7 separate regions of the Mus musculus genome follow, and regions 1, 2, 3, 5, 6 and 7 are each linked to region 4. Evidence: chromatin loops called from intact Hi-C (ENCODE). Cell type or tissue: left cerebral cortex. All regions are shown on one strand.

Region 1 (4,000 bases), 140 kb after region 4:
TGGATCTACATTGAGTACATTCTGCTGGGTCAAAACAAACAAACTAACTAACAAAACAAACAAACAAAAAAACCACCAACAACAACAACAGAAACTCACATAGCTGAGATTCTAAAAAACTCCAAATCATAGGGACAGAAAAATAGATCAGAGGCTTCTGGGTACTGGGGATAAGTGATCAACCAGGGGCAGAATAAAACACTTAAGGAAAGTGGTGAAAACTATCATGACCCCAATTGTAGTAGTTGTTATTACTGTTAGATTAATTTGTCAAAATCCCTAAACTCCATACACAAAAATTCTTTATTACATGTAAATATGAATTAAAAAAGAGAATAAAAACAAAATCTCAAAGTGCATTTCAATACTTGGTGATAATTGTAAAAACCAGAATGGGGCAAGTATTTGCTCAGGGACATTTTTCAATGCCTTTTCCCCACAATCTCCAAGAGTAAAATTGTAACCATCATTTAAAGCCTCAATTGGACACTACACCTCCAGACATAGCTGTCTGCTCTCAGTTGGAAGTAATTTCTCTCACTTCAAAACCTCTATAGTGCTTTCTCTGGACCTACTATAACCCTGACCACTTTCCACCTTGTATAATTGCTATTTCAGGATGTGGCTGATTCCCCAGCTAGACTGTGAACGTAAAGGCAAGGACCAGGTGCAGCTCACTCTGCACAGTGCTCAGCACGAAGTCTAACAGATTAAGGTGTGTCAGTATAGGGTGGCCTGAGTGAGCCCACCTGAAAGCAGAGATCAACAACTGCAAAAACATGGACGTCTGTGCCCTCTCATAATGGCCTGCCATGTCTGCCATGTATTTCTGTACAAAATGATCTCATAGCTAGCACAAGAAGGGAAATCACTGCCATATATTATATCAGTGCATTGACTGGTGAAGTACTTACTAAGCATTTACAGAGCAAAGCCTCTGCTTATCACTAAAGGTGGATAAACTGAGCTTGGCCCCTATGGGCTTTCATCCAATAAATAACTGACGTTATATAACAAATTAACCAAATAAGGAAAGCCTAGGCAATCAAAAACCGATTGCTCTTTGAATGGGTATCATGAGGAAATACTTGGCAGTTTAAAGGGCTTCACATAGAGATCTCATAAATTTTGAGCTTTTAGTGTTTGTTGGTACAGCATGTGTTTCCTGAGGCAGCTAAGGGTGAGAAGCAAAGTTTAAAGAAATGTATGTGAAGATGTGAAGGAACAACGTCCAACAAGAATGAACTTGTGTATCGGGATGTCTGAAAGAAGCCCGTGGGACAGAATGAGCAGAAAGGGGCCGGAGAGTGGATCTGTCAGTAAAGGCACCTAATGCAATGCCTGACAATCTGACTTGTCCTCTGAGAAGTGTACCCTTGTGTGTACCATGCATGGATACACACTCACTCAGAGATACACACACACACACACACACACACACACACACAGAGTGTGACTTTAAAAAAATACACAGTGAAACATAAAGTTACTGAAGTGCCAGATAAGAATCTGAACCCATACTCATAAGAGCCAGAGGCAATGGAAATAAAATTCTGGGAACAGCAAGAACACTATCAGAATTTTTATCAGCAGACATGGTTAGTCCAAAATATTTTCACTAGGTGACTAGCTGTTTTTTTGTGTAGAGATGGATTGTAAGGAAGAAAAAAAAAAAAAAGCCTGTGAAAGTACTGTAGAAAGTCAGTCAAATAGCAATATACTGTGGCTTGTACTAGGATGAGCTAAGATGGAAAGATGTGGATGGAGTCACATGAGAGATGTGACAAGCAGATGAGAAGAGAAAGAAAAGGGACAGGGACTTTGTTCGGTGGCTCTTCCTTTTCTTTTCTATCTTCTTATTTGGTGGTTGGGTGGAAAGCAAGTCATGGTGCCTGCATGTGAAAGTCAGAGGGCAATGTCCCAGTTGGGTCTTTCCTTCCACCTTCTGGGTTCTAGGAGCTGAGCTCAGACATGAGGACAAGCGCCCTTATCCACTGAGCCATCTGACCAGCAGGGTTCAGAGGCTCTTAAACCTCAAAAACATTTCCATTTTAGCATCCTAGAGAGGTGGAGTCAAAAGGAGCTGAATTGTCTCACAGACAAAGACACATGGATTCTGATAGGCTACGTAGCTTACCCAAGGACACCTAGCGAGTCACTGTCGGACCTGAACTTCTGCACTAGGTATATGTTATGTTTCTTATGGTAGTCCACATTTACATTTTTGCTTTCCATTTTTAAAGTGAATACAATAGCAGCAATGGTGTTATTCACGAATCATAGGGAATAGCAGAAGACATTTGGAAAGAAAGAAAGAAAGAGAGAGAGAGAGAGAGAGAGAGAGAGAGAGAGAGAGAGAGAGAGAGAGAAAGAAAGAAAGAAAGAAAGAAAGAAAGAAAGAAAGAAAGAAAGAAAGAAAAGGAGGAGGAGGAAGAAGAAGGAAGGGAGGAAGGAAGGAAGGGAGGGAGGGAGGGAGGGAGGGAGGGAGGGAGGGAGGGAGGGAGGGAGGGAGGGAGGGAGGGAGGGAGAAAAACACAGGAGAGTCCTCCATCACTCTGCCTACTTTGTTTCCTGTCTTAGTGAATACCCTGGTCTTTAGCAATTGTCCTAGAGTCCCAGATGAAGAATGTATGTCAGAACTGACATGGAGTCCTCCAGAGAAGGAAAAGTGGCAGAGAACAAGGGGGCCAGAATTGCACTGGGCAACTGAGTGGGGACGTGCTATTACCTGCCCTTGAACTCTTAGAACAGTGCTAACTAAAGAAATTCTTAGAATGAGCACAAGTCCTTTCGGGGCTATGGTTTAATAATAGGAAAACACATCGTAAACTCTCAGCTGTAATCTCGACCCAAGATGGTTGATACTTACTCATCTATCATCTCCTGAGTGTATGATGTCCAACTCCTGACTCAGTCACCTGAGTATCTGCTGCTTCTTGTTGGTAAGAGAAAGCTTTCAGACATAACAGCACAATCATTTTCTGCTTTACTTTTCAGATAAGTATACATGTCTATCTGCATCCCCATCCATGGGAGCAGAAAGCAGCATCATGGTAGCATGGATCACTACAGCCAACAACAAAAGTCAGCTATACATCCTTCACATATATTTTTTCTTTTATGAAATGTAGTTTACATTAAGAATCCCATTTTATGGCCTGATATTAACTTCTCATTAGCTAAAACATAGCACTTATAGCAGTAATAACAGGAAAAAAAAAGCTGAACATGGTGGCTTGTGTTTATAATGCCAACACTTGGGAAAATAAGACAGAGGATTGCCATGAGTTTTAGGCCAGCCTGGGGTGCATGGAAAATTCAAGGCCATCCTATGATACTGAGAGATACTGTGTCTCAAAAAAAAAAAAAAAAAAAACCAAAACAAAAAAAAAAAAAACAAAAAAAAAAAACAAACCCTGCATACACAGTAAAACACTCAGTCACCTTGGTGAAAAATTTGATAGTTATTCAAATGTTAAAGCTGAAGTTGTCATGGCCCAGCAATTCTCCAATGGAAATAAGAGTACATGTCTTCAGGGAAGATTAGACAAATGCTCACAGCAGAGACAACCCTGTGGCTTAGCAATGACAGTGGATATACTGTAGAGTATTATCTGCTAATAAAAAGTTGTTAAGCATTATTTATCTGGGAGACTTTTCATTAAGTGAAAACACTGTACTAGATGAAACTATCACAAAAGTCCATTTATAAAAGGATCCAGAATTGACAAATCTATAGAGGTAGAAATTAGATTAAATTATATTAGTTTGGATGAGGGTAGGGGAAAACTTACAAGGAAGGACTGGTGTTTTATAAGTGGAAAGTTTCCTACAATCATGGGATGTTCTACAGTTAGATTGTGCTAGGAATGATAAGGACAACATGCCTGATTTTAATGTTTATAATACATGGCATCTTTGGGGAAAAATAGATGATGTCCTTAGTTGACAAATGGTATAGAATCCCAAAGGCCTGTCAGGAGAAAGGTCAATGGGCCAG
Region 2 (4,000 bases), 540 kb after region 4:
ATCAGTTCCTTGAAAAAAATTTTATATATAAAATGTATATTGAACACATTTACTTCTTACTTTCCATCCAATTCCCCCAGGATTCTCTGTCACATCTGCCTCCCAACTTAATGTCCTCCTTTATTTACTTATTCTAACCAATTGAGTTTAGTTACTGTTGCTTATGTGCACACTTCTGTGGGGTCAGCCATTTGATCATAAGGAACCTACAAGTGGCTAATGAAAAGTGACTGTTAGCCACAACCAATTTCCAATGGCTCCTCAGCTGGCTGGTGACTTAGGATTCTCTTCTCACTACATGTTGGAATTTATAACCAGATTAATATTATGCAGGCTTTGTGTAGGTAACCACAGATGCTCTGTGATCATGTATGCAAAGGAAATATCATATCCAGACAACAGCATTTCACAGCACTCCTCTCCCATCCTCTGGCTCCTACATTCTTCACTGGGCCTTGTCTGATAGGGAATTGATGTAGATGACACATCTAAGACTGAACACTCAGAATCACTTATTATTAAGAGAATGCCCAGTAATGTTCTGTATGAAACATTACTCACTATAGCAAGATTTCTGGCCTAAGTCAGGAACTCACAAATACATGGACATAAACATAATCACTTAGCAGGCATCTCTACAATGTATTCATTTAGAAAAATGGTATCAATATGTTCTCCCCTAGAGCCTATGACTAGCCATAGGTTTGGACCATGTTTCCAGTTTGAGACATGCATTATTTAGTGTGGAACAGTTCTTAAATCCAACTCAGATAGTGTTGGTAATGCTCACAGTCTTGATTCTACCACAACAGTGAACACATCTTGCCTGGCAGGTCAGTAATTGTCACATGCAGCATCTAGTACAGGATAATACCATTGATGTCTTTTCCCTCTCAGTAGCCTGAGTAGCATCTTTCAGAAGCAAGAGTTTCCCAGTCAACTCACTATTGACTTCTGTGTGTCCTGCATCAGAGTGTGTAGTGTCTACAGAAACAGAATAACTCTTGCAATCTATTTGTGGTGAATAACCAACAGCAACTGTGGTAACCTGTGGCATTTCAGTTGCCCCTAGGATATGCTTGGCCAATAACTTGTAGGTAGAAACTGTGGTAAGAGCATATTCTAACTTCCCCTCTTAGACTTACTGTGGGGTTTATTTCTGTTATACTCTCACCTTATAGGTACCAATTTCCTTGCCTTTTCTTTGCTTCTCCCTCTTGCCTTCCCTCCTCATTTTGCTTTGTTTTGCTGTTTGTTTTCCCCATCCACTCTGGTAGTTTCAGCTTTCTATAATGCTGCAGGCCTTTTAGAAACCGCAAGAATGAAAAGTTATCAGAGATAACATTTTAACCATGGTTGCTGGTAACTTGAAGATAGTTAAGAAATATTTATTGAGCCATCATTATCATAATCACCACACTAGGGCCAAATCTGTGTATTTTTCCTTTTCACAGAAAAATAGTTATCTTTGTAAATGGACAGAGCTATGATAGTTGGCATATTAATTATCTCTTTCCATGGGTAGGAAGCAACAGACTTGTTTTGTAGAACAAAAGAAAGAAAATTCCTCTGGGGACTTGTTCTACATAGAGCTCCTAAGCTGAGAAAGAAACTTTCTGGGTTTTTGTTGTTGTTGATTTGTTTTGTTTCTGAAATCCCTAAAGTTTTGCTGCTAGGAACCTAGGCAGAACAGACTACAGCACCCAAGATACTGTTAGGTTAATATAAGAATCTCATTTTGGCAACTTGATGTTTAAAAAATAGTATGTTTCTACAAGTTTCCCTTTTAATAAAGAGAGAACAATGCCACAAATGGAGAAGGAAACAAAGAGGAAAGGAAGAAAGATGTTCAAATGGAACAAGAGGGGGAGGATAAAAGGAAGAAAGAAGAAACGGAAGGAAGAGAAGAAAGAAACAGACAGAGAGAGAGAGAGAGAGAGAGAGAGAGAGAGAGGGAGGGTGGAAGGAAGGAAGGAAGGAAGGAAGGAAGGAAGGAAGGAAGGAAGGAAGGAAGGAAGGTGAAGAAAGGGTGGGAGAGACAGAAGGAGGGAAGAAGGAGAGAGGGAGGAGCAAGGGAGAGTGGGAATATATTGTTCTGGGTTTAAGGTTGAAGAAGGAACACAATGTATGCTTCTAATTGTGTTCCCATGGCTCCACCTGCTGGCAGAAACTTTATGATTCGCAGTGACAAGCACTTCAGAGCACAGCAGTGTAGATGCAGGCTGAGGCAAGCCCGGAAGTCACATTCTTCCAAACAAACTTAGCTCACTCTGTTCTGAATGTGGGAATGAACTACCAAGTTTGAGATGTGAGAATCTATACATTTCTGTTGGTTTTAGCTGCATTAAAGCACTTTGTATTGTTAACACGTGGTCACTTTTTAATTTATTAAGACAACACAGACTAGAGATCATATAAAAGTAAATTTTATTGGAATCCATTACCAGTAACCACAAACATAATATCTCTATAGATTATAGATTGTATAGAGGAATTTTTATTAGATAACCATCTAAATAAGCATTTCTATCTATTCACGGAGACCTGTCAAAAACAGGTGAGGAGAGGAAAGAAAGATGGGGAGAGAGGGAGAAAAGAGGACAGGAGACAGGAGAGGAGAGGAGAGGAGAGGAGAGGAGAGGAGAGGAGAGGAGAGGAGAGGAGAGGAGAGGAGAGGAGAGGAGAGGGGAGGGGAGGAGCTCTCGTTTAACTATGAGAGAATGTCTGGAATGTCTTCCTCATACTTCTGGCTCTGAAAGGTAGAAAGGAATATACAGTAGGCTCATATGTGGCATCTCTCCGGTTGTGTTTCCCTGATTTTACATTAGTGGAATAACTATTAAAACATTTCTCTTTAACCTTTTTATGATCCTCTTACTATTTACATTTGACAATTACTGAGTTCTTATCTAGAATAGAGATAGACTAGACCGATACACTACTTATTGACACATTTATTTTTGTTCTTGCACATTTTTAATGGAACAAGAACTACAACTTACATACCAATTTTCTGGAAAAAAATACCTGTGCCAACAATACTCAAGCAATGACCATGGTAAAACCCAAATAATTATTTGGGAGTGAACAAATTTTATTGAAAACTTGTTAATAGGTGAATAAATAACCCGACAAAGAAAGGGATTTTGAAAAGTTGAAGCACAGTTTAAAATTGCTAGATGTTCCTAGAAATGAGCATCAGTCAATGAAACATAAGCTATACTCTGTGAACAGATTAAAATCCAGGAGAGAAGAAATACAATATGCATGGTACTTGATGTAAGCTCGGTTTTCATCACAGAATATGAAACTTGTGAAGCAGGAACTGATGATCTGGGATACTTGCCTGCTCCACCACTCAAGCACTATGTGGTGTGAACCCAGTTTGCATGCACAGTTGGGTGTGGCAGTCCATGCTATAGTAACCCACACTTGGCCCAGCATATTATTACATAGGATACTTCTACCTCAAAAGATTTCTTGTATTTAGAAACCCACACATGCCTCTTTTTTGACCTAGACTTTATTGGGATACGAAATCAATTTCCTAGATAAGGTGGCACATGTTTGCAGCTTGTATTGCATGGGTATTAGAGAGATTGAAACCACAAGAAGAAACAGTGGCTTTTGAAAACAGTGCAACTAGCCAGGTACTATACTTTGGTAAATAAAAAATAAACTGTTTTAGATGAACATAATTTTCTGAAAATCAGCTTAGGGGACACAGTAGCAGGTGGTGATTAATATTCTCACCACCCAGCTCCATGACTAAGGCAGACTTGCCGATGTTGTAGCTCATGGTACCCTGCAAGTCAAAAGAAATGTCTCCAGACTGACACTAGACCCAATAGGGTACAGCTGGATGACAGGAGAGTGCTCATCCTTGGGGACACCTGGGGACAGCACACGTTCCTTAGGTGAGGTAAAAGACCCTCCATAATATCAATAACACAGACAGTGGAAATAATTGCAAATAATGACTTGATGAGCATGCTTGGAG
Region 3 (4,000 bases), 200 kb after region 4:
ACTGAACTTACCCAGTGTTACTGAACAATATACAAAAATCCCCTTGCTTCTTGATATTAGCTACAGAATATGAAGTAGAGATGGACCAAAGAACAGGACTAGAAGGCTTGGGGCAATGGAAGGCATTGCTATAACTTCAAGCTTCTTCTCCTTGTCTTTTTCATCCTTTATCAAACATTAAAAACCTTCTTTGCCAATGCAGGATGCCTCCTATCAAGGCAGTTCCCAGGCTGGAGGCTTGACCTCAAAAGGAGGAGGAAATTCGCATTGCTCAAACATCAAATGATCAAGCGAGTCTACCTGTGGACCATGTTTAGAAAGCACTGTAAAGAACTGCTCGGGCCTGCCAGGTAAGGATGACTGCCCCCAAACCTGAACACCAGAAGAGTTCCACCCACATGGTGGAGAGATAGGATTCCTGAGAAATTTTCTTTGACCTCCACACACATGTGCATCATGTGCATGCACACACACACACACACAGTCCTTTGACCTCCCCACACACGTACACACATGTACCCACCTACACACAAAATTGAATGCAAAAAATATTTTTAAATGCTCAAACTCTAAAGGCTAAATATCATTCTACTTTTAGATTTAAAAAAAAAAGTCACACCAAGGTAGTAGAAAATAACCCTTCTCAAACCCAGTGAAGCCAATATTAGTACAGAGCAATATTTGCCAAAGTCGCCAGGCCAGGCACCACTCTGAACATGTCACTTGAACTGTTCTATTTCATCCTCCTAACTACCCCTAGGATTCACAGGGGGCATTCTAGTGTCCATTTTGCTACTTGAAATAGTCTCAGAAAGGTGAGCTAAACTGCCCAAATTTACACAGCCAACACAAGGCAAAGGCACAGACAGAAGATAACCTTTTCAGCTTATTGGTAACCATAGCTTATTGCATGGAAAAGCATCTAATGTTTTCCGTAGCGCCTTGGTTCACAATTTCACAATCAGTGGGTTTGCGGAGGGAAGGGAGCAACTGTCTCCTAATGGAAACAGCAGAAGTTCGCTTTCGTGTTTTTGATTTTCTCTTTAACTAGGCTTCCCTATTCCCAATTAGGACTTAGAGGTAGAAGGAGGCTTCAGGCACCAGCTGTTCTAAAGGACAGGCATCCCATGTCCTGCCCACCACCCCCACCCCTCAAGGAAAACAGTTCCTGCTATCTCCAAGGCTGGGAGAGTGGTGGCCAGCACCTGTAGTCTCTTCCTTCTTCCTGAACTCACTGCCTGAAAGAGACCCTAGGCAGGAACGTCCCTCAGAAGAAAAAAAAAAAAAAAAAAAAAAAAAAAAGCAGGTCAGGAAAGGAGCTAGCAAGGCTGCTTGCTGGCAGCCTCTCCCCAGGGCTGTCATAGCTGGGACTGCGAGCTACGATGTGATGGAGTGGGTGTGCTGGGACACAGCCTCCTGCTCGCCTCAAGCTTACAGCGGCACTCCTGAGAACCCTAGGCACAAGGACCCTGAAATAGATCCCTCAAAAGCCTGAGAACCCGCACAGCCCCGGGCGAAATAGGCCTCCAATTTGCTAAGTTCGAACCCCGACCGCCCTACTAGTTAGTAGTGTGATTTGTTTAGCCTGGCCACAGTCTCGCTCCGTGTCTCAGTTTTGCTGTCTGTAAACCAGAAGGGTTGTGGAAGACGATCTACAAGAATTCCTACTACCCGGAGTTACTGCGGCTGGCCATTTCAACCCAGCCCTCCCTGCAGAGCAAGACTCACCTTATCGGGCCAGCCCAGCAGGCTCGGCGACAGCGACCAGATGGATGCAGGGTGGCCGACCACTGCCTCTTTCAGCGCCCTGGTCCAAGCCGAACCTAGGAAAGCCAGATGCTGGCAGCCTTCCCCGACTAGCCTCTTACTTTCCGCCGCACTTTCTTTTTCCCCCTCCGGAGCTCCTCCCCCGCCACCGCGCGATTGGCCCTGGGATCCAGTCACAGACTCCACCCACGCGGTGAATCGCGCTCCGCCCGCGATCCGGGCTTCCCAAGGCTAGGGTTGGGGCCGCACGCGGGGCAGTCCCGCCCGCCGCGAGGAGGAGCCGCGTGGGGTCCGCCCGCTGGCGGATGCCAGGCTGCGCTGGGTGCCACCGCGTGGGCCACTGGGGCTGGGGCGGAACGTGCAAGGAAGGGCTAGCCCTGCAGCCGGTTGGTCTCAAGACCAAAATACTCAGAGCAGGTCCAGAGCCTCTGCACACCTAAGCGCACCGTTGTGCTCCACTGAAGATCGCGGTCCTGCAACCCAAGTGGGTCCTAGCCTACGGTTCCTTTGGTCTGTGTATTCACCTGTCACATACTAATGGCCATGAGTCGATTAAGGCTGCACCCCAGAGAACCCACCATGTGTCGAGTTCCTAGAGCAACAGGAACCAGCGGCAGCACAGCCTTCTCCTTAGTCAGGAGCCCTATCTTGCTCTGCTAGAAGTAGGGGACACAGGAAAGAGAGCACCCATCATGACAGTAGGACATTATCAGTATCGTCCACTATCATAATCAGCCACTAGTATAATGAGAGGCAAAAAAGCTAGCATTCAAGACGAATAAGCTGACAAAGAAGAATGCATTGGTGATTGAATGGAATAATCGATTACAGAAGAAAATAATTTTCTATTCCGTCATTCTCCTATCACCGGGTCCTTAGAAAAGCTTTAGCTGCCATCTCTACTATACACTGCAGTTATGTAATCATCTGAGGATCTGTATAATGGTCTTCCTTACATCAGTTTCCTTGTTCAAAAGCCTCCTCGAGAACAAGGCCCTTCAAACACGGTCCTCATTTCAGAGTATCCCCAACAAAGGCAATCTGCCAACCATACTTGTCTCTTCTCACAGGCCTTGCTCCTTGCCACCTCCTTGTCTGCCCCACCCTCAAACTACTTAACTGTGTCTTATTAATTTGTTTATTTGAGAAATTGAGTCCCAGATGAAGCAATTAAGCAATGAGGAAAGGGGTGTAAAAGGAAAGGGTGTGTGTGCTTGGGAACAAAATAAGAGCCAAGAAAGGTCAGCCTTCCTAAAGATGCTGGCTGTTCAAACCTTGCACACTTCCGTGACACTGCTGTAACCAAAACACCTGAAAGGACAACTTAAGTGATGGAAGCAACTACTTTGACTCTTCTGCTCCAGTACCTTTGTGTTGCATTGTGGGAAGAGGAGAGGCTGATCACTTTCTGCACCAGCAAAAGCACAGGGAAGGAAGAAGGCAAGGGACCAGATAGAACTGTCACATCCGTGCTGCACCAACCTCCTTCCTCCAAACTAGAGCTCGAACCTAAATTTCCAGACTCTCCCGAAACAGACCAGTTATTCAACACACAAACCTATGGGGGAAGAGTTCATATTCACACTGCAATACCTTCCTAAAAGAACTAACTGAGATGCTTCTGTGTCTCCTGACCTCAAGACAATTGAGCCGTTACATTATTATTTTATGTATGGATATCTGACACATACTCCATGCCCATAAGATTGTCACTGATGCAAAGAAGAAATGATCTAGGACATTTTTTAAGTTACTGGTGATAAGCACAAATAAAATTCTTTGATTTCTTCCTCATTCATTAAACATATTCCAGGCATCAACTTTTCCTTTTAATGTAGTACACTTATTAAGCACTACACTAATGATTTTGTAGGTTATCTACAAAATAGAAGGCATAAATCAATCACAATGGCCTCAGATATATTAATTCACTCAACTCTCACAGCAACAGATAGGGTGCCATGCAAAAGATGTAAAGAAAGTTTAAATAATTTTCTCAATGCTTTCAATCTAAAAGTAGAAGATACAAAAGTCAGGACCCAAGCAGTAAGCATCGACTTTCCAAAACATTCACCTGGATGAACTACCTTGGGCTACCCAGAAGCCAGGAAGATTATGTCAGTTGCCAATGGACCTAGATATTATCCTGGGCAATTAGCAACTGCACATAACATGGAGATGGAAGGAATTTTACAAACACAGCATATTATTTTATCCTACATAAATAGTAGAA
Region 4 (4,000 bases):
AAACGCACTTTTTGTACACACTAAAATAAATATTTTAAAAATATTAAATGCCCTGATTTCTCAAGCTAAGTGACTGTTCATGCACAACAGAAATGTCACAAAGAGGAAAGAGAACCTGTAGAGACCATATCCAGAGGTTAGGCACGGCTCCTGGTTGAGGAATGGAACCACCCACCCATCTCCAAATTTTAACTCAGAATTGCTCCTGTCTGAAGGATAAACAGGGACAAAGAGTGAAGCAGAGACTGAAGGAAAGGCCACCCGGAAAACTACCCCAACTGGGGATTCATCCCCTATGCAGCCACAAAACCCAGACACTATTGCTGATGCCAAGAAGTGCTTTCTGACAGGAGCCTGATACAGCTGTCTCCTGAGAGGCTCTGTCAGAGACTGTCCAATACAGATGGGGATGTGTGGGGACTCCAATGGAGGAGTTAGGGGAAGGACTGAAGGAGCTGAAGGGGTTGCAACCCCATAGGATGAAGGTCAATATCAGCCAACCAGACCCCTCAGAGCTCCCAGGGACTAAACCTTCAACCAAAGAGTACACATGGAGGGACCCATAGCTCCAGCTGCATGTGTAGCAGAGGATGACCTTGTATGGCATCAATGAGAAGGCAAGCCCTTGGTCCTGTGAAGGCTCAGTGCCTAGGGGAATGCCAAGGGCAGTGAGGCAAGAGCAGATAGGTGGGTGGGGATGGATGGGTGCCTCATAGAAGCAGAGGGAGGTGGGATGAGACAGGGGAGTTGTGGAGGAGAAACCTGAAAAGAGGATAACATTAGAAATGTAAATAAATTTAAAAAGAAATTTCATAGTGGTTTCCAAAGAGAATAAGACAGGAATCTAGAAATGAATGCTTGTAATTCAATAGATAGTCCACAGGTTGAAACTTTAAGTTTTCAGCTCATCCTTCTCTTATCTCCTCAGTTCACTCTTGTTCATTAACCAAAATCTGCACATGAAATGTCTCAGTATGCATGCTTTCTCTCTGTCTGCTTTGCTATAGTCTAAGATAACTTCCTTTTCTTCCCCTTCCTCCTCTTCACCTGCATCCCATCTCTGTTACTTCTTTTCATCCTCTTCCTCTTTTCCCTTCTTCATTTTTAAGACAGGGTTTCACTGTTTGCTCTGGAAGTCCTGAAACTCACAGAGTTCCAGGCTGTCTCTGTCTTCCAAGTCCTGGAAGAAGACCTATATACCACTACAACCCACTCTGAGATCCATTTCTTTTGCTATAATCTTTCACAGAGGAACTGTAAAATTCTTTCCATCATTTCATCCATGTTTCTCCTCACTCTTTCCTCAATTTTACTTCTGAAACTACAGACAACAGTCAATTGAAAACAAATAACATCAAGTCATTAAATATTCACAGTACTCCTGTTTATTGAATAAAGTCACATATAGCATCTTTATAATAAATATATATTACTACTAACTAATAACTTATTTATTTTAAGTTCTTTCTAATGTGACAACAGAACCCATTGTATGTGTGTCTCAGGAGTTATATTTGAAACTATAATTTCTCTAATACCCATCATTAACTACACAGAACACTTGAAATATCTTTCTTCATTAAAAATACCTAGTAATAAAAAATTGCAGTTCCATTTTTTTTCCTTAGATCATGCAAAAAAAAAAATCAAGGTAACATTTTTAAAAGGAAAAGGAAAGCCAATAAAAGGGGTAAGGGACCCTGCATAGGAGAACCAGCAGCAAGGACCAGCTGGTAGATGGGTCAGAAAGAGTAATCGGATGTGGTGAAATCAGATTATGTACATGTGTAAAAATGCCATTTTGAAGTTCATTTTTGCCGAAAGTGGATTTATTTTATTTTTAATTGATTAATTTTTTTACATCCCAATCACTGCCTGCCCCCTCAAAGAGTCCGACCTTCTCCTCTGAGAGGGTGACCCCCCCCCCGATATCCCCCCACCCTGGTACCAATGGTGCAATGAATAATGTGCCTGCCTATGTTTCTGAAGTACTTTATTTTGAACATTTATTTATGTAATAAAAATAAAGCTCATTTTGAAAGCATCTATTGGATGGAACACAGGGCCCCCAATGGAGGAGCTAGAGAAAGTGCCCAAGGAGCTGAAGGGGTCTGCAACCCTATAGTTGGAACAACAATATGAACTAACCAGTATCCCCAGAGCTCGTGTCTCTAGCTGCATATGTAGCAGAGGATGGCCTAGTCAGCATCATAGGGAGGAGAGGCCCTTGGTCTTGCAAAGATTATATGCCCCAGTACAGGGGAATGCCAGGGCCAGGAAGCAGGAGTGGGTGGGTTGGGAAGCAGGGCAGGAGGAGGGTATAGGGGACTTTGGGGATAGCATTTAAAATGTAAATGGAGAAAATATCTAATTTAAGAGAGAGAGAGAGAGAGAGAGAGAGAGAGAGAGAGAGAGAGAGAAAGCTGTTTAAGAACTTTAGCATATTGACCACTAGATGGTGATAGATCAGATTTTTATCCGTGGTTTCTCATGTGCTGAGGAAATAGCCTAACACATTTGTTTCTTTTCAGGATTTTCTCAGTTCCTCCATAGTTTCCTACAACCTTAGACAATGACAATTTGAGACTGTATTGCCCCAAATGAAGATAAATCTTTTTTTCTTTGATGTATATTTTTTTAATGTTTCAAAAAAATAGTTTTGCAGATAATAGTTTAGCAGAAAAAACAATTTTCTGCTATGGAGTTTGGTCAGATCCAGGCCAGCTACCTGCAGTGTAGATCATTTATCCTATAGCATGTGGTCCCACACACATCACTCCTGTCTGGCTTATGGATGATCTTAGTGAGCATACAACGTCAACCTCGGCTGTGAGCCGGAGCTCCCGGCTATTCACACAAGGATGAGCTGCAGAGAGAGGGGTACATGAGTGGATTTCACAATTGACTGGAAAGACTCTGTTATGAAAACATATGTATTTTAAAGAAGAAACATAACACTAGCATGCACAACTACAAAATGTTAGCACGCTTACAATTCAGTTTGCTAGCTGGCAAAATTCATTTCTTCCATGGGCCCAAAACAGCTTACAGTGGAGAGAAGGGCAGGAAACGAAAGAGAAATAACAACCTAAAGCCAAGGGTTGACCCAAACATCAAAGGTTTAGACCCACTATTTTATCCAAAACCCATATTTCTCTGTTGCTAATTTATACTAATTACCTGACCCTTTTTTAGCTGCCAGGGTTTCTTTAGGTTTGTCCTGTCATGCTTAATAATTTATACATATATTTTACATGTCTTTATTTTCTGCCTACTACCAGCAAAATGTGTGCCTCATAGTTTATGTCATAAACATCCACAGAATGCAAAATATCCCGTGTCTGCCATATAGCAACTACTAAAGAAGTGTTGGTATATAATTGGTTCAAAAGAAGCATTTTAAGGTATTGCAAAACATGGTTAGCCTTTAGCAGTGAGACTCATTTCTTTTAATCTTCTAAAGGTAGCTCAGCTAATTTACCTGCTCCAAATGCTCACTTACATATAGGAGTTGAGAGTCTATTCCCGGAACAAACTAAATTCATCAGCTTGTGAGGGCAACAGCTTTGCCTGGAGGACTTCACTGACATTTATTCACAGAAGGAAGCCACCCTAGCATCAGAATGAGCTGAGCAAGCTGTAGGTGTTGCAAATCAGGACTCCACTTAGAAAACCCACACAGCATGCACCAACAAAAATCCTGCACTTCGTCTTAAGGAACATGCACAGATGTGTGTGTGGGAATTCCTTAAATAAGAAGGATGGAATATAATTTTAGATCATGATGTTGCAATTGAGTGCTATGGGAGTGTGTCTAGGGAAAAACAAAACCAGAAGAACAGGGCATTTTAAGATAGAATGTGAATAAGAAAGTCTGAATATCCAGCACATAAGACTCTGTCAAGATTCCCTTTTGGATTGCATTTGAAAGCATGGATGGTCAAATGTATAAATAAATGGTGATTGTGTGTGCATGTGCATGCACACATGCATGCATGTG
Region 5 (4,000 bases), 810 kb after region 4:
CACCAGAGGCCAGCGCTGTGCTGTGGCACTATGGTTTACACTGGACCCTCTTTACCGAGAACTGGTGAGTCCACACCAGGCTCTCTGGATTGACTACTCTGTAAAGTCCTTTGCATCATCCCTAAGTCTGTAGTGGCTTTTGCAGTAAGATTTGGGGAAAGCGGAGGGGCTGGGAAGGAAGTTTTGTACCCAGTTGAATTCTAACTGTGAAGACATGTGCAGAAATAGATCCACTAGCGCATCTTCGTTGTCACAGCAAATGTTGACTATTGAACTCACTGGCACCATTGTACCATGGTACCAGTGGACCACGGACAGACAGACAGGGACTTTCTCCTGGTCATGAGTAAAGTTAAAAAAGCATTCAAACAACTCTGACTAGTTCATGCAGCATGCATGGGAAAGACGAAAGAGACCTGGAAGACCATTAGTATTTGCTACACTATTAAGTTGAATTTTAAAATAACATTATATTTGAAGTGTCCGGGACACTCACTGTTTCAATCTGTCAAGAGCCCTGCAGTTCAGACCAGCAGGCAGAATAGAAACTCCAGGGAGAAAGCAGTCCATTTCCTTTAGGGAGTACCTTCCAAGTCCTTCTCTTGACTCAGTGATATCATCAGCTTAAAAATATCCATCAGAGCGTCACCATAGCTCAAGAGACTGAGTGTGGTGGTCACTAAGGGTAGATCTGAAGCTGACACAGAAGTCTACTGATGACTTCAGAGTCTACTGAAGAGCTGAATGTCGATAAAGTGTTTTACACCTTTAAAGGTTTGTTTCTTGTTATTGTAGCATCTCTCTAGGTTGAACTGGTTGTACTGAAACTCACAATGTAGACAAGGCTACTTTTGAACTCACAGGGATCCTCCTGCCTCTGCCCCCAGTGCTGGAATTTAAGGGATGCACTAAATAGAGCTAAACATGCTTTCTTTCTTTAAATTATGTTTGTGTGTGCACATCTGTGAGTGTAAGTGGAGTTCTGACGAGGACACCTATCCCCCTGGAGTTGGAGTAAGCCACCAGACATGGCAGTTGGGAACTGAAAACAAGGCCTCTGAAAGGACCCTATGCATCGTAACCAAGGTCATCTCCCAGCCCCCGAAATTCTAGCCTTAAAATGATGTGCATAGTTTTCCCTTTAAATTTCTAAGCTAAACTAAATCCAGTTTCAGCAGCAGCAGCAGGAGTTTGAAAAGAACGTTTTATTTTTGTCTACACCCTCAAAACACTTTCTCTTCACGTCTAGGTAGGGCTTTAGGTCAGAACTGAACAGAAGATGAACAGAAGAAAAGTACAGGGGAGGTCGGCAGCCAGGAAAGGCGCGCACCTCAGTAGCATCTTATGTCGGGGCTGTAAGAACAGCTTGCACTAGCTCAGACACAAAGAAAGACAAAAAAGGCACCAATGGCCAGAACCTAGCAGAGGCCAGATAACTTTCTAGGATGTGTCGCATCCTCCTTCCCCTGTAGTTTCTCTTTCCCTGTGTTTTTAATCTACAAAATGCCAGCACCATTGCTCTATGCAAAGGTCTAGACAGCAAATTGTGGAAAATTCGGCACCCTACTTTAGTACTAATTTTATATCCGCCACTCCATCACAATAAATTGTAGCATTTTATTAAAAAAGTTAATACATAACTTGTTCACAGCTCCTTCCTACTCAAGACACTTCAACACCAGTGTTTATGCTACATGGAAAAGTACTAAGAAACTTCTCCAGTGTGCAGGCTTTAGTGCCATCTAGTGGTCAGAGTAGGAACTGACAAGCACCTCGTAGAATTGCTAGTTGAAAACTTTCTACTCTGGATAAACTTCCAGGAATCACCTGAGAGTCTGATCCCTAAAACACTAATGCCTGATTCCCACCTTCAGATGTGTGTATCTAACTATTTCCAGAGCTTTCTGAGTACCAGGAGTTTAAAACTTCCCAGGTGCTTCTATAATGTAACAAAATTTGTGAATCCCTGGTTTAAACACCAACTTAGGATTTCTGAACTCAGAAAACCTGTCTAAGAAAAGTAGCAGATTCTCTATATAAGTTACTGTATGGTGCATGGTTGTGCATGTCTTTACTCCCAGCACTGAGGAGCAGAAGCAGGTGGATTTCTGAGTTTCAGGCCAGCTTTGTCTACAGAGTGAGTTGTAGTACAGCCAGGGCAACTAAGAGAAAACTCTGTCTCAAAAAATAAAAAATCATATATATGTGTTATGTGTGTGTGTGTGTGTGTGTGTGTGTGTGTGTGTGTGTGTGTGTGTATCAGTGTGTGTGTGAGAGAGAGATCAAAAGAAAGAAAGAAAGAAAGAAAGAAAGAAAGAAAGAAAGAAAGAAAGGAAGGAAGGAAGGAAGAAAGAAAGAGAAAGGAAGGAAGGAAGGAAGGAAGGAAGAAAGAAAGAAAGAAAGAAAGAAAGAAAGAAAGAAAGAAAGAAAGAAAGAAAGAAAGAAAGAAAGAAAGAAAAGAAGAGAGAGAGAATCTTTAGGGAGTATTCAGTCACATACATACATACATACATACATACATACATACATACATAAGATATTAGATGGTCTGTAGACATCTGTCCCAGCACTTGGGTTTCTTCCCTCTTCTTTTTCTTTTTATTAGATATTTTCTTCATTTACATTTCAAATGCTATCCTCAAAGTCCCCTATACCCTCCACCACCCTGCTCCCCTACCCACCAATTCCTGCTGGCCCTGACATTCCCCTGTACTGGGGCATATGATCTTCCCAAGACCAAGGGCCTCTCCTCCCATTTATGGCCGACTAGGCCATCCTCTGCTACATATGCAGCTAGAGACACAGCTCTGGGGGGTACAGGTAACAGACCCCTTCAGCTACTTGGGTATTTTCTCTAGATCCTTCATTAGGGGCCCTGTGTTCTACCCGATATATGACTGTGAGCATCCACTTCTGTATTTGCCAGGCACTGAAATAGCCTCACAAGAGATAGCTATATTAGGGTCATGTCGGCAAAATCTTTCTGGCATATGCAATAGTGTCTGGGTTTGGTGGTTATATAGGTTTCTTCCTTCTTAAGAGAAGCATGTACTGAGAGTTTCTTGTGGTCATCAAATGTGAAAGCTTTGCATGTGTGTCAGCTTGCTGAGCCCCATGCTTTCAGATGTAACGATGCAGTTTTCCATTATTTAGTATCTCTGCCTGTATCGTTATTAACTCCCAGCTCCTACCTGGCAAGAGCTTTCTTTTCAAGTCAGAACACAGTTATTCTTATAACTTAGTATGCTGAAAACTGTACTAGGACCTGGCAAAGGGGAACAGAAACTGGACAGGACAAAATTCCTGCTTTCATGGAACTTAATGTCAAGCCAGAGAGATGATAACAGGGACCCACATTATTAAACAACTGGGCAAGTTTTTTAAGAATTGTCTGCAGTAAATGATCACTTAGGGACATAAAGAATCAGTTAGGGAAGGTTTAATTTGGGAATTAAATGTAGGCAATAAGATTTATAAGCTGAGCATCCCTGGGGAGATGCACTCTAGGCCTTCATTCCCATAAATACTTCTCTTTTCATATAATAGAGCCCTTGACAAGAGGTAGTAGGTTTTCTGGGCACTGGAAATATTTCAGTGACCACGACAATGAGATCCTTCTCTCTCCTTTTTACAACCTAAAAGAAGAATAAAGGACTGCAAATAAGCAAAGGTGTGTAAATAATCAGATTTATTACAACAGCAATACACCTATTGCTATATTTTATATATAGTCTATATAAAAATAGAATAACATAACTGACTTAACAGTAGATATTAGACGAACTATTTACAAATGCAGGATATGTGAGCCAACTACAAGGAACACTGGAAGAGAGGGAGGATGGCTTGCAGAAGACCGGAGGTTTGGGGTAGTGTACTTGAGAAACAAAACTGGATGGGGAGGCAGCTCAGGGTTGCAGCACACGCCTTGCATGTGCTTAGCTTCTGGACCCTATCCCTAGCACCAAGAAAACAAACAAACAAACAAACAAACAAACAA
Region 6 (4,000 bases), 230 kb after region 4:
CTATTAAGCTTTCTGTCTGCCAGGAGACTCCCTGTGTTGCCCTCTGGTGTTGTAACATTAAAGGCCAATTAAAGGCTTTGTTTTTTTTTCATGATTAATGTAATTAATTCTTTTAAAAGAAATATTTATAGGAGTACACTGTAACTATCTTCAGACACTCCAGAAGAGGGCATCTGATCCCATTACAGATGGTTGTTGAGAAGTGAACTCAGGACCTCTGGAAGATAGTCAGTGCTCTTAACCATTGAGCCATCTCTCCAGCCTGCTTACTGGTTTCATATATATGAAAGGTTGAGCTTGTGATAGGAAGCAGCAGCAGCAGCAGCAAGAGTTTGACTGGGTGGCTGGAAAGTTCCTGAGAGGTGTGTGTGTGTGTGTGTCTGTGTGTGTGTGTGTGTGTGTGTGTGTGTGTGTGTGTGTGTGTTGCAGAGTTGAGAGTGGAGGAAAGAGACGGGGAAGATGGAAGTATATGGAAGGGCAGAACTAGACAGAAAGCAGGGGGTGATGGCCAGGTTCACTGAAAGAATTTCAGGAAGCTGTCAAGCCTCGATGGGTCAAAAGTGGCACCACCAACTACTGTAAAGATGCAGTGTGCCAGAATACAACCTGGAGAGCTGTAACACTAGCTGGCCCTGAATACTACTGCTGGCTGTCACCTAAGCCTGACTATTAGACTAGCTGTTGAGGACTGGCCTCAGGCAATAGGAGTTAAGAGCAATAAATTTAGCCCTGACACCTAGATCTGGAGCTCTCTGGCTTCTGAGGCTCATGTTCATTAATTGTTAGTTTTCAGAGCTTGGAGGTATAAGCCTCTGATTCTATTAATCCAACACGCAAATATTCTGCCCTCGAGGACCTAGCACCTACACAAGATGTATTCCTTGCCTACTTTAGATTTCCATCCACAGGAAGCAAAAAGATTTTACCACTACAAAGAACACTGAAAAATTATCTACTGCCTGCGGACAAGGAAGTTGGAAGGGTGGCTAGGCAGTTAACACCAATTGTTGCTCTTGCAAAGGAACCTGACTTCAGTTCCCAGGACCACATGACAGATCACACCTGCCTGTGATTCCAGTTTCAGAGGATCTTATGCCCTCTTCTGGCTCTTGTACACCCTTCATGCACATACACTCACACAGACAAAACGGGCATGCACATAGAATAAAAATAAATGTCTTAAAAATGTATCAGATCCATTAATAAACAAGGCAAATCCACAGGGGATTAAAGTGCCCATTTAGAGACTGCCAGCCTCAGCAACCCTGTCTCTGCCTCATTTATAGATGCGGACAATGATCTCAGGAAGGCAATGACTCTCACCAGATAGCGTGCTGAAAGTTAGGGAGGGGACCAGGTGTACGATTTAGTCAAGTGAAAAACAAATTGAAAGCTAAGTGGAAATTTCATGGCTACTAAGATTCTTCTTTGCAAAATGGAATGCAATGCCTCCCTGAACTTCACTTACACCCACAGCCATGTCTGTTTTATGCAGTATTTACAGCCTCAGCTACAGTGGGAAGTGGTGACTCTCCATTTCCATCTGTACTCCTAGGGCACTCTGGTATCTCTGCACTCCACCCCTATGACTCTTTATGTTTCTGTATTAGAGATCCCTGCTGAGGAAACAGAGAATTGCAGATCCCCCTTCCTTCCTTCAGAACTCCCTGCCCCCACACTCACACACACATTTTTCTCTTGAGTCAGTTTGTCAAACCTTTTGTTGTTTACCCTTTAGTGTTACAAATAAGTCTGGTCTTGCCAATATCAACCAAGTCGCAGCATTATTTATACAGCAGTGGTTGCTTTCTGCATCTGTGATTATAACCCAAGGGAAAGACTGGAGCTCTGCCTGGTCTATCAAGTGCTTCCTTTTTGCTTAAGTCATTAATGTTCCAGCCTTCAGTTCAGGGTTTCTGCCACGGCTTTTATCTGCTAAACTAATGTTACATTAAAGTGATAAATGATGCTATAAAAATGAGGAACCCCGGCTGAGGGATTAATGTGAGGTACCCTTTAAAGGGGATTTAGATTATGTGTTTTAAATGTATTTGTTAAAAGATTCCTTGAACACTGTTGTAATACAGCAGTGTTAAAACCCTGCATTCTGATGTTGTCTGTTTAAACAATGTCAGATCGTCTGTCTCTCCCTACACAGGCATCGAAGATAAATCTTCTCATTAAATGAAGCTCCTTTGGTACCATCCACATAGAAGCCCACGGTAGGCAGATGATTAAGCTGCTCCTCTGAGCTCATTACCATTCGTTTAAACACTGCCTTTCTCTTTCAGATACCTTCCTTTCCTGTAGCCTTCACAAGACATGCCCTGTTTTTATACACTCAAAGTGCTGAAGTCCTGGGCTGGTGGTCTAACATGGACAAATGTGATTTGGCAGAGAAAAAAAAAAAAAAAAAACAAACCTTCATTTCTAAGGATTGTGCCGCTGAAACTTCTCTTTAAAAAATTGTTACTTAAACCAATTACCGGTCAGGAGAACCAGATCACTTAGAAAGTAATTAAGAAAAATGTCAGTTTCTCAGTTTTATTACAGGTAGATACAATGTTTCACCTTTCTGAGAACTTTTTAGAACAAAGCTCTTTCTCAGTCACTCCTTCGAGCAACCTCTCTTGGAGTCATTGCATCATGAGATAAATGTGTTAATTCTTGGAGATGATTACATGCCTACTCTCTAGAATACTGCCATTAAATTATTCCTTCATATTACCTATAAAGGGAAGAGATTTTTCTTCACCCTGTCTTTAATCTTCTGTCATTTATTTTCCTAAGATTTGGAAGCACTTACGATAACGGATGGTGTCAGTGGAAGAGGCTTTGCAGCAGAGAGGTTTAATTACTTTGCAGTGCTATGAGGATATCAATTAGAGTTTGCAGGGAGTTTCCTTTCTATTTCTTAAACAGTGTACTTCTGTTTTGAGTTAAAGCAATTAGAAATCTGTGCAGAGCAGCTCTTACGTGCTACTTTCAAAAGCATGTCTGAGCCCAGTTATTCTGCTGACCTTTTCCAAAGTAGTTGATTCGGGTTGATGCAAAGAAATAAACTGTTGTATTGTTTCAAGGCAAGGTACCTCAGAGAAGGCTTTGGTCATTGTTTGGATCTAGTGGAAGAGTAAAAGTCTCTAACGTGAAGTCTCCCTACATCTGTTACTTTTGCTCCTTTCAGAGACCTGATTCACAATCTTGCTGATGTTGCATCTTTTCACATATTTAGAGATGCAGAAAAATCATGTTTTACCCCTAGCAAGCCATCATTACAGTTACATGTGTCTAATTATATGTCCCCTATATCTAAAACTATTTCTACCATATATTTATTTCCCTCTACTTTCCCATTCTCTACCTTAACAATTATCACCTCTTTAATTACATAAATGATTTCACATGATTAAGACCTAATTTTTCATACTATCAGATCCTGTTTTAGCTAACCCCATATCCATTTCCTACTGTAGGCACTTTTAGAGGTCTTTTGAGCTGGTGTTGGACAGTTAATGGATTTGTGGGTCACATGTACTAATCTTCCTATTGATCTTTAGAACTGTGTTTAATTGCCCTGGAATAAGGAAGGCACAGGCAGAACATTTCTATTTAGAATATTTTAACAGAAAGTAAGCCTGGTGTTTGTTATTAGCTGTTCAATTACTGTATTTTATTATATATAGATTATACATAGTATGTCAATACCCTTCATTAAAACATTACATGTCAAATTTTCACAAAGGGTCCACAAGCATGCTGATTGATAATCCCTGAAGAAATCCAGAGAAAGGGGAGACTCCTGGTTCCCTGCCCAATCTAAGGAGTTGCAATCTCTATGCTTTTCTAACAACCCCCATGGTGATTCCTAGATTGTATGCTATTTAACTAGCAGAAACTTATCTACTCAGCTTATGTCACAGCCTTATCTGAGTTTTGTTTTGTTTGTTTGTTTGTTTGTTTGTAACACCAGCTTTCTTACTTCTGGATGGGCTGTATTCTT
Region 7 (4,000 bases), 140 kb after region 4:
GTTGTGATCTGCCATGTGCGTTCTGGGAATTGAAGCCAGGTGCCCTCAAGGAGCAGCCATTTTTCCAGCCCTACTTCAGACTGATTTGATGTCTGATTCATGATTTACAAATCTTTACATTGTTAAATATATTGAATTCTTATCTAACTTTGATGATGTAGTTAGGAAACCTTTTTACTCCTAATCCCAACTTCATAAAATGTTTGATTCCAATACACTAAGGAATTTATGTTTCACATTTGAAATTTTAATGAAATTGAGTTTAGTGTAAACTTTAAGGTAAGAATTTTATTTTGAGGGAAATTATTTAAATGTCCAAATATATACTTTTTCATTGACTGAAAGTTAGCTAGGCATCAACCAGCCACAGAGCTAACTTCTCTTTTTGGATTCCTGTTTTGACTTCAATTTGGGCCTCTAAGGTAATCTTACCTATCTAAGAATTCATTGCAAAACAGGTTTATTTTAAAATTCAGTATTTCTACACATTTTTTTTTTTATTTCCAAAGGGACTACTTAAATTATCTTGTCCATCATGTTGAAGAAAACCCAAAATGTTCTCCTGTCCATGTGTAATATATTAGCACAAATTCTTAATAACTTAGATCAATGATATGAGGCACATATTCAAGTCTCACTTTGTTGAAGGAAATTGTAAGAGCACCTATGATATTCCCTGGGTCCTGCATACTTCCCTTTCAACCCTTACTCTTTACCCCTGGTTCCTGAAGCTCCAGCAACACTGACCGAGTGAGCCCATGTCTGGTGGCATCCATCCCCTCACAGGCAGCTGGCCCACTGCTACTCCTTGTACACTGCACACAGCAGATCTTTGTCATCCTGCAGCTCTTAATAGAAGAACGGTGTCTTCTTAAAGAAATCCTTGTGTCCTGGTGACCAGTCAAATCAAGTATGATTACAGCTGACTTTCCATCAAGATGGATGGCTTTCCATCCGTGGATGGCTTCTGGGAAACTTTTATAAACTCTTTATTTACTTCATTCCTCCAGCCTCAACCTATCCCCAAGATTGTAAACACAATGAGACCCGAGAAAACCCCTGCCCTACTAATTAGTAGAAGCAGGCAGAATTGGATAGATGGACAGATGGATGCAAAATGCCTTATTTGCTTTCACAATTCCATTATACAAAGCTTTGCATGTAATTGGTGGTCTGAAAGCACCTGCTGAGCAGAAGAGTTTCATATTTCATAAAGTTCCAGCTCCTTAAAGGTAGGGAGAAGGAGTATAGAGGGGGAGTGAGCACAGATTGGGGTCCACAGATACTCAGTCTATTTCTATTAATAATAAGAGAGTCTCAAAATCGAGCAGATACTTATTATATTATGAAAAAATAGTATTACATGTTTTGAAATGAATGGATGATCTACTGAGAAAGCAAATTTTTTGAGGATCAAAAAGAAGAGTGCATTGATGTGCTGGGATTTGAATTGGGAAGCCTGTGGTAAGTGAATTAGGCTACCTGAGAACAGAGAGATGACAATCTCCCCAGCACAGTTTTGCACACTTGCCAAGTCCAAGTCCAGGTGACAATTCTAGCTGTTTTGCTGCTACATAAAAAAATGACAGTTTCTGAGAAGCATAAACTATTCCAACTCCATCAGAAATAACCCAGAACTTGGAGTGAAACCACAATCAAATTTGAAAATTCACACGAGATCACTGCCAAAGTCTGCAGAAAGGAACTGTCATTTTTAGAATGAAAAGAGTTCTCTCGAACTATATGCTTACTGGGAAAAAAAAAAATCAGAGCTGCATGTTTAAAACCCCTGACTAAGTTCCTTAGCAAGTTGGAGGAGGGGCAGATTCTATAGTAGTCAGTAAGGAGGAAAAGACATGCCCCGTGGTGAGCATCTTTGAGTTGGCCTGAAGGACATGAAATGGCTAGCCCAAGAGCCCAGAGGATGCATGCTAGAGCTAACAGTCCCACCTCCACACAAACCCACAGGGCCCATACTGAGATACCATTCATGGACTCAAGTGCAAGTGTGTTCTTGTGGCCTTTAGAAAATGTTCATTGACTAGAAAACATTAACTTCAATCTGAAAAAACACAACCTGCTGCATATGTCCTATGATGAGCTAGACAAATCCATTTCAGAGGGAATTTGCATTATTAATGCACATCTATGTTTTCTGCTTTGTTCACTGGTAGGAAATTCCTTTTCAAACATGTTTTATATGCCTCCAATTATTGACATGTACCTTTGGTTGGTGTATTTTGAAAACAAAAGTATCTCCATTAAATAAATTCAGTGCTGTCATGGTATATTCACATGCTATCCATCTTGAAAAATGAATACTGGCCGGGCGTGGTGGCACATGCCTTTAATCCCAGCACTCGGGAGGCAGAGGCAGGTGGATTTCTGAATTCAAGGCCAGCCTGGTCTACAGAGTGAGTTCCAGGACAGCCAGGGCTATAGAGAGAAACCCTGTCTTGAAAAACCAAAAAAAAAAAAGAAAGAAAATGAATAGTGTTTTGCTTTTCCTTAGTTGTAGTGAACTTAGAATAATTAATTTGCTCTTCCGAACCTGGAGTTCCTCATGGGTAAAGACGAGAAGAAACATCCTTCTATTCCAGCCGTTGGTTTACATAATATTATATATGTTGTAGTTCAAATAATTTTATTTCTTTTGTCTCCATATAATTTTGTCTCTCTCTTACAGAGAGAGAGAGAGAGAGAGAGAGAGAGAGAGAGAGAGAGAACACACTCACACAGAGAGGGACACAAACACACACACAAATGCTGTTGCCCATATTTAAATACATTTAAAGCCATGCTTAACTTAACGTGATCTCCTTTTCTTCTACTGGTTAAACATTTCAGTATCATATGTATAGTGGCTCTTGCTGCCAATATCAGTTATTGCTTCATTTTGAATGTCAGGAAGAGCCTTTTTAATAACATGATATTTAAAGCTAGAAAGTTGCCATATCAAAGCTTTAATGAAGCAGCTAAGAACAATAGCCTTGTCTTCCCGTGTTTCCTGAAAGCCCCTTAGCATCTCTCTGACATGATACATAATGAGAGGGAGGGATCCTTCCAACACCTCCATTTACTAATTATTCCATTTGCCATTTCCAGGATTTCGACTATTCTCCAGACAAAGCTACCTTCTCTGTCTAGACCTCAGTAGAAACAGTGCATACAGAACTTTTATCAGTACATCGCCCCTAGCAAAGACTGCATTGCCAGTGTCAACTATAAGCAATAGCAGATTACTTTTGCTTCTAAAATGCAAACATACAAAAGATGATCCAGGGTCCTACACTGACTCCTCTTCTATCAGGACTTCCAAGGCCACGCAGAACTCTAGGGTCTGTCAATCTCTGTATCCATTTCTTTCAGAAGGAAAGTGTCCCTGACTGACAGAGCCTTTTCACTGGAGACCAAGACAGTTCTCACGAAGGGAGGGGCACCCAGTGTCCCTGTAAAATCTACAAAATAAATATGCTCCCATCATTTTAACACAAGAAATAAGAAATGTTTAATAATAATAATAATAATTTTAAAAAAAACAAAAAGATTTAATATTCCAAAAAGAAAACTATTCAGTGAAAAGCTTAGGATAAATTTGAATATTTCAGTGTAGTTAAAATGATTTCAAAAATCTGAAAAAAAAAAAACAAAACAAAAACCATGAAGGTAGATTTGAATCAATCTACAGATACCTCAGAGGAACACTATCCTTGTATCTTTATTTTTAAATCTATTTTTCCCTTTCTCTCTTTCTCTTCTTTTTCCTGTTTTGTTATGTTTTGGTTTGGTTTGGTTTAGATCTGGTTTTCTTTCTTCTTCATACTCCTCCCTCTCCCTCTTTCATCATTCTTTATCTTGAGTGAACAGTAAAAAAATTTGAAGAGGCACTTAGTATCTAACCATGACTGTCAAAACACCTTAGATAAGAGAAATTTCATTTTCTCTAGGAGACTAAATAAACCAGGAGTCCAAAGAAAGTTACAAATTAGGAGGACAAATT

What was found. Peaks named below come from ENCODE experiments on the same cell type or tissue, not always from the same donor. Only the 100,000 strongest peaks of a DNase experiment are listed, where the experiment ranks them.
Region 1: a loop joins it to region 4, with 3 times the contacts of the local background. A loop is called at or near these places in 3 of 42 quality-filtered maps.
Region 2: it touches region 4 in a loop (6-fold over the local background); 10 of 42 quality-filtered maps call a loop at or near these places.
Region 3: it touches region 4 in a loop (9-fold over the local background); 4 of 42 quality-filtered maps call a loop at or near these places.
Region 5: a loop joins it to region 4, with 2.8 times the contacts of the local background. A loop is called at or near these places in 2 of 42 quality-filtered maps.
Region 6: it touches region 4 in a loop (2.6-fold over the local background); 2 of 42 quality-filtered maps call a loop at or near these places.
Region 7: a loop joins it to region 4, with 4 times the contacts of the local background. A loop is called at or near these places in 3 of 42 quality-filtered maps.

Annotation. Positions count from the first base shown.
Region 1 is chr16:26,640,434-26,644,433 of GRCm38, reverse strand. All of the region lies in intron 2 of Il1rap (interleukin 1 receptor accessory protein), which reads right to left. Among named protein-coding and RNA genes, the nearest start is that of Il1rap, 61 kb to the right of the region's middle. In left cerebral cortex, no CTCF peak of the experiment used is centred here; no DNase peak of the experiment used is centred here.
Region 2 is chr16:26,232,491-26,236,490 of GRCm38, reverse strand. No RefSeq gene overlaps it. Among named protein-coding and RNA genes, the nearest start is that of Gm41436, 17 kb to the left of the region's middle. In left cerebral cortex, a CTCF peak has its summit at 2,165 (motif pointing left); a DNase peak (open chromatin) is centred at 2,164.
Region 3 is chr16:26,579,615-26,583,614 of GRCm38, reverse strand. It overlaps Il1rap (interleukin 1 receptor accessory protein), which reads right to left and starts at 1,910. Exons shown (of 11, transcript NM_001159318.1): 1 at 1,729-1,910. In left cerebral cortex, a CTCF peak has its summit at 2,042; DNase peaks (open chromatin) are centred at 1,456, 1,617, 1,948, 2,839 and 2 more places; H3K4me3 peaks cover 2,536 bases; H3K27ac peaks cover 2,116 bases.
Region 4 is chr16:26,775,810-26,779,809 of GRCm38, reverse strand. No RefSeq gene overlaps it. Among named protein-coding and RNA genes, the nearest start is that of Gm20319, 22 kb to the right of the region's middle. In left cerebral cortex, a CTCF peak has its summit at 2,468 (motif pointing right); DNase peaks (open chromatin) are centred at 2,391, 2,928 and 3,664; H3K27ac peaks cover 927 bases.
Region 5 is chr16:25,961,788-25,965,787 of GRCm38, reverse strand. It overlaps P3h2 (prolyl 3-hydroxylase 2), which reads left to right. Exons shown (of 15, transcript NM_173379.3): 14 at 1-64. Among named protein-coding and RNA genes, the nearest start is that of P3h2, 140 kb to the left of the region's middle. In left cerebral cortex, a CTCF peak has its summit at 1,747 (motif pointing left); DNase peaks (open chromatin) are centred at 1,372 and 1,744.
Region 6 is chr16:26,544,568-26,548,567 of GRCm38, reverse strand. No RefSeq gene overlaps it. Among named protein-coding and RNA genes, the nearest start is that of Tmem207, 20 kb to the right of the region's middle. In left cerebral cortex, no CTCF peak of the experiment used is centred here; DNase peaks (open chromatin) are centred at 1,511 and 2,168; H3K27ac peaks cover 170 bases.
Region 7 is chr16:26,632,640-26,636,639 of GRCm38, reverse strand. The region is part of intron 2 of Il1rap (interleukin 1 receptor accessory protein); the gene reads right to left. Among named protein-coding and RNA genes, the nearest start is that of Il1rap, 53 kb to the right of the region's middle. In left cerebral cortex, no CTCF peak of the experiment used is centred here; a DNase peak (open chromatin) is centred at 1,637.